Linked DNA regions of Homo sapiens: region 1 is linked to region 2. Evidence: chromatin contacts called from ENCODE Hi-C or POLR2A ChIA-PET data. All regions are on one chromosome and are shown on one strand. The core of a region is the stretch at or near the end of the contact, and the rest is flanking DNA. Distances in the headings are between cores, read along the strand shown.

The links. A loop is a pair of places that touch in the nucleus more often than their neighbours do. ChIA-PET counts read pairs that join two places held with the same protein, here RNA polymerase II (POLR2A). Pooled maps may share reads with other maps.
Region 1: a loop to region 2 is called in a pooled map, with 2.9 times the contacts of the local background. The contact joins the promoter of LINC02601 here to the enhancer-like site in region 2. A Hi-C loop is called at or near these places in 3 of 50 pooled maps. POLR2A ChIA-PET finds 5 or more read pairs at or near these places in 2 of 52 experiments (GM12878 and PC-9).

The regions. Positions count from the first base shown.
Region 1 is chrX:41,274,267-41,277,224 of GRCh38, reverse strand. LINC02601 (long intergenic non-protein coding RNA 2601) reads right to left here and starts at 1,486. Exons shown (of 2, transcript NR_135616.1): 1 at 1,342-1,486; 2 at 447-1,136. RefSeq lists enhancers at 399-899, 900-1,400 and a silencer at 874-1,233.
Region 2 is chrX:41,178,978-41,182,102 of GRCh38, reverse strand. All of the region lies in intron 21 of USP9X (ubiquitin specific peptidase 9 X-linked), which reads right to left. Among named protein-coding and RNA genes, the nearest start is that of USP9X, 95 kb to the right of the region's middle. Within about 2 kb of position 1,727, at least 3 of the 41 ENCODE cell types and tissues checked have a DNase peak (open chromatin) inside an H3K27ac peak, as active enhancers do.

The DNA of each region.
Region 1 (2,958 bases), core at 237-2,736, 95 kb before region 2:
CTTTCCATAGACACTGTTTTCCCTTTCTGTACCCCAATCCTAAATTCCTGGGCAAGGGGACGCTGGTGGCCCAGTGCTTGGGGCAGGTGCCTGCTCCCAGCCCCAGCAGCTCTGGTCATGGTGGGTGGAGGTCCGGGTATGGTTCAACGGAAGCTGCCTGCAGCGCAAACCTACAAGGAAGTGAATGTGTGTGTTGGGTGGGGCAGGGCGCTTTCAGGGGGCCCTAGTTTTGTAATAGTCGTGCCCCCATCCCCACCCCAGCAGGAATATTGTGTTAGCTCCTGGCTGAACTAGGCCCCACTTTCTGTGCTTGCTGCTGACACCCGCTTTCCTTTTGATTTAAGGCCGTTGCAGGGCTCCGCTTTGGAGCGGGCATTGGAGGAATTCTTTGACCACCAAGCAGCCTCCATACCTCCCTCCTACATAACAGAGCCACCGAGAGGCTGTTTGCATTCTGCCTGCTTTCTCTTTTTCCGTTGCAGTAGTTTATTAATTAGTGTGCAAAAAATAAAAAGGAGGTAATAACCTTATTTATGTGCTAGTCCACGTGTTCAGTGTGCTCATTTTTTCTGCAGCCTGGCATCGGGAACCGGAACGTTTGGCCCCAGGAGAGGGGGCCGGGACCCTGGGTGCCAGAATCTTACAGTGCGGAGGCGACAGGCCAACGCAGTTCCTTCCTTTTCCTCCCTCCCTCTCTTCTTCTCCCCGCCACCTTCCTCCCTCCCTCCTGCCTCCTCTCTCCCTCCTCCCTCACCCCCTCCTCCCTCCGCGGGTTCTGGGCGTCCTTGGAAGGAAAGGAGAGTGGCCTCGAGGTCGGAGAACTCGCAGCAGTCATGGCAAACATCGCTGGGAAGCGGGACAGGATCCCCGGGAGGTTGAAACTCGGGTTCCAGGCGGCCTCTGGTGGCGATCACGGAGGGTGTGCCTCCCGGTCCCGCCCCTCACCCCGCAGCCGGGGACCCTCAGCCACCTCCCGGGCGGGCCACCCCGCCGGGGTCTGCTCTGGCCGCTGTCCCCCCGCATCATTTGCCACGAGCCCCTTCACTTCAGCGGTGCACGCGGGGCCATCTCCGCTTCCACAGTGTGGTGTTTAAATCCGCAACGATCACAGCCCAGCGGGGGACTCAGCAGGGAACCTGGGCAAGATGGATGCAGGGATTCAACGACGGCCCGGTCTGGCCAGGCCAAGCTTCTGGCCCCTCCTACAGCGGTTTGTAATGGAGGCTGATCCGCCTTTTCCGTGGTTGCAGCGAGGGAGAGCCTTGTCGCACCTCGCAGCACCCCCACCCCCCTAACCCCCATCGTCCAGCAGGCGGGCCCCGGCTTTGCACAGTTACCAACCTGAGCAGCCCCGCAGCGCGGCACCCAGCCAGCAGGAGGGAGGGAGGGCCAAGGTGGCTCCCCGGGGAGGCTGGAAGTCCTTGCCACCCCGGACTTGGGGACTGGGGGCTTCTGCACTGTTGGAATCCTGCCTGGGGGCACGAGCTGCCTTGAGAGAGGTTTCTGGATGTAGAGTCAGTTGGGCTCCCTCCCTGCCTTTTTTTTTTTTTTTTTTTCACCTCCTGAGACATCCAGGAAATGTATAGATATCTGCAGCACTCCGGGATGAACTGGAGGGTATTGGGGGAGTCAAAATGGGACCCGGTGGGAAAAACATATATTTCATTTTCCGTATATTATGTAATCCTGTAAATAAAATTAAATACATTTTAAGCTGGGGTGGTGCTTTCTGTAACTGAATGAAAAGCACCTCCAAGGCTTCAACTTCAAGAGAAAAAAAGGAAAAGGAGGAAATTTTTAAAAAAAGTTAACTAGGGGCCGGGCGCGGTGGCTCACGCCTGTAACCCCAGCACTTTGGGAGGCCGAGGCGGGCGGATCACGAGGTCAGGAGATCGAGACCATCCTGGCTAACACGTGACTATCTCTACTAAAAATACAAAAAATTAGCCGAACGTGGTGGCGGGCGCCTGTAGTCCCAGCTACCCGGGAGGCTGAAGCGGAAGAATGGCGTGAACCCGGGAGGCGGAGCTTGCAGTGAGCCGAGATCACACCACTGCACTCCAGCCTGGGCGACAGAGCGAGGCTCCGTCTCAAAAAAAAAAAAAAAAAAATGTTAACTAGGTAAAAATTTAAAAACAAAAAGCAACATAAAAAGAAAATTAAATACAGACTATTAGGAAAGGTGTGAAATACCAAGCATGTGTATAACATTTTCTAATGAAATCTTTCCAACCCCCTCTTTTGCTTTTTTAACTTTTTATTATGAGAAATTTCGAACATACATAAAAGTAGATAAGTAGATAACAAATCCTCACCTTCAACAATGACCAATGTAGGCCAGGTGTGGTGGCTCACACCTGTAATCCCAGCACTTTGGGAGACTGAGGCAGGCCGATTACTTGAGCCCAGGAGTTCGAGACCAGCCTGGGCAACATAGCGAGACCGCCCCCCCATCTCTATAAAACAATTTAAAAATTAGCTGGGCATGGTGGCACGTGTCTGTAGTCTCACCTACTCAGGAGGCTGAGGTGGGAGGATCACTTGAGTCCAGGAGGTTGCAGTGAGCTGTGACCTTGCCACTTCAACAAAGCAAGACCATGTCTTAAAAAAAAAAATTACCAATGTAGGGCCAATTTTTTTCACCTATATCCTCACCTACTCCCCCCCATTATATATTTTCATTTAATTAATTTTATTTATTTATTTATTTTTATTTTATTTTTTTTTTTGAGACGGAGTTTCACTCTTGTTGCCCAGGCTGGAGTGCAATGGCATGGTCTTGGCTCACCACAACCTCCGCCTCCCGGGTTCAAGAGAGTCTCCTGCCTCAGCCTCCCGAGTAGCTGGGATTACAGGCATGCTCCACCATGCCCGGCTAATTTTGTATTTTTAGTAGAGATGGGGTTTCTCCATGTTGATCAGGCTGGTCTCAAACTCCTGACCTCAGGTGATCCGCCC
Region 2 (3,125 bases), core at 478-2,977:
CGGTCAGAAGTAGTGAATTCTAAGCAAATCATTTAATGGTCTTGAATTATAGTTTACTCATTTGAGAGATCTGAATCAAAGTTAACACTCAGTGGCCATTCCAGCTCTCATATTCATCCCTGATTATATCATGTTACATTTTATAAAAAATGGAAGCCAGAAAAATTTAAGCCAGTCATAATCTTGTCATCCAGAGTTTATGACGATTTTGGTTTCTTTCTAGCCTTTTGAAAAGATACCTAAGCTTTGGGAAGCCAAGATGGGAGGATCACTGGAGCCCAGGTCAAAACCAGCCTGCGTAACACAGCAAGACCCCCATCACTACAAAAAAATTTTCAAAATAAGCCAGGTGTGGGCCGGGCGCAGTGGCTCATGCCTGTAATCCCAGCACTCAGGGAGGCGGAGGTGGGCGGATCACTTGAGGTCAGGAGTTCAAGACTAGCCTGACCAACATGGTGAAACCCCATCTCTACAAAAAATACAAAAATTAGCTGGGCGTGGTGGCGTCCATCTGTAATCCCAGCTACTCGGGAGGCTGAGGCAGGAGAATCACTTGAACCCAGAAGGCACAGGCTGCAGTAAGCAGAGACTGCGCCACTGCATTGCAGCCTGGGCGACAGTGTGAGACTCTGTATCTCAAAAAAAAAAAAAAAAAAAAAAAAAAAAAGTCAGGTGTGGTGGTGTGTACCTGTAGTCCTAGCTACTCTTAGGCAGGAGCCTCACTTGAGGCCAGGAGTTTGAGGTTACAGTGAGCTAGGATCATGCTGCTGCACTCTAGCCTGGGACACAGAGTAAGGCCCTCTCTCTTTAAAAAAAAAAAAAAAAAAAAAGAAATGAGAAATAGCATTTAAGCTATGTGTCCCAGGTGAATTAACAATCTCTCTGTGCTTCAGTTTCTCCGTCTTTAAAATACAGATAAAATTAATAATTTCCTTATAGGTATGTTGTGTGGTTTATCAGTGCTAAGAGCTTACAACAGACTTTTACAAAAGATGGTATTACATATAGAGAGGACTGCAGAAGTTTTAAGTTTAACAGCAAATCATAACATGGGCACTTGGCTTCAGGCAAAGATTCAGAATGAAAAGAAGTGTAACATTTGGGTGATCATTTAGCATTTGTGCACTCTTGGATGTATTTTAAATGGAGGGGAAAGAGAGAATCATTAGCTTTTTTCCTAGTCATTAACTATACCTTATAGAGATGATGTGTGGTTTAAGTTGAGTTTATCAGTGCTAAGAGCTTACAACAGACTTTTACAAAAGATTGTATTACCACGTTTTAGACACAAACTCTTAAATAAGAAAGGAAGCAGGAGCTCTAAGAAAAGGAAGTGACAGAGAGTGGTTTAATGTTTAATGAATACTAAGTGCCAGTCCCTAGGCTAGGGGTTTTCCATACATTGTTTCATTTAATCCCTGCAATTACACAAAAAAGTTATCATTATCCCAGTTCTAAGGATAAGGAAGCTCTAATAAACTATGAAACTTATGTTTAACGCCATAGAGTAGCAATTAGAAGCAGGATTGGAACTCAAGTCCATTTGAGTCCAAAGCCTATGATTTTCTGCTGCAATACAACCATTACCAGCTTTTTCAAAAGCTGGCTGTTTCAAATTTAGGTATTCTAGTTTCATTATATAAAACATGAAGAAAGCACCCACTTCAAGTTTCTTGCCTTAACTGTCTGACAAGAGCTCATGCTCGCCATCTGGTGGCATTAAGCGCCAATCACAAGATCAAGGATTCAGTGGTGGGTTTGTGTTTTTACAGTATGTTGTGAAGGTTGAATCTGCAGTAAAGCACTGCAAGGACTATTACTGAAATACTAACAAATGAAACTATGTAAATTCTAAACGATGTAACAGACAAGAATGAAATATATCTTTTGAGAGAAGCCTTAGCTAAGAATCTAATGTGAAATGCTTCTGTCCCATAATAATTGCAAAGCAAGATGAGAAGCCCAACAAGGTGTTTAATTTAGAAAATGGAGGTAATAAAAGCAGAAGACAGCTTTAAAAATTATGTCAACTAAATATGGTGTACTGCACTATATTTATCAGTACTTCATCCCCAAACCCCACTAAAATGAGAATGAATGAATATAAAAATACATAAACTCAAAAGAACATAAAAACAGAAGGGGAAGCAACACATTAAACAGCTGTCAACAAATTACTGACGGTGTAGTGAAGATGGGGATAGATAGTTGGTTTAGCTGAAGTTGTGAAGTTGGTTTAGTTGTTGTGAAGGCAAGGAGAAGAGGGTGCCTATAAATTAATGCCCCACTAAATCTGAGAAAAGCCAAGGGTATGAAAACAACAAACACTTGGGAAGGCACAAATGATTCGAAGGCCTAAAGACAGAGGCTGAAGACTGATTAAGAAGCCTTTCCAACTCCCTCAGGTTTCAGATTTCTCATTGCTGTAGAGATACAAATACGGAATGGAAGATGACTAGGAAGCTGGACTGGTACAAGCGTGAACCTGTGTTAGTTAACTGCAGGATACAAAAATCAATATACAAAACTAAGTAGTGTTTCCATTTGCCAATAGCAAACTATCTGAAAGAGAAATCAAGAAAGTTATCTCACAATAGCTACAAAAATATAAGATGCCTAGGAATAAATTTAAGCAAGGAGGAGAAAGATCACTACAAAAAAAACTGATGAAAGAACGAACACAGGACACAAATAAATGGAAAAATATTCTATGTTCATGGGTTGGAAGAACAAATATTGTTAAAATGTCCATATTACCCAAAGCAATCTACAGATTGATGCAATCTCTATTAAAATACCAATTATATTCTTCACAGAAATAGAAAAAACATCCTTTGAGGTGAATCTGCAAGGTAAAACAAAAAAATACAAAAAACACTCCTAAAATTCATATGGAACTACAAAAGACTCCAAATAGCCGAATCAATCTTGAGTAAGAAGAACAAAGCTGAAGGCATCAGCTACTTGACTTCAAAATTTACTATAGAGCAATAGTAACCAAAACAGCATGGTATTGACACAAAAATAGACACAGATCAATTGAACAGAATAGAGAACCCAGAAATAAATCCACATAATCAGAAACAACTGATTTTCAACAAAGGTGCCAAGAACACACATTGGGG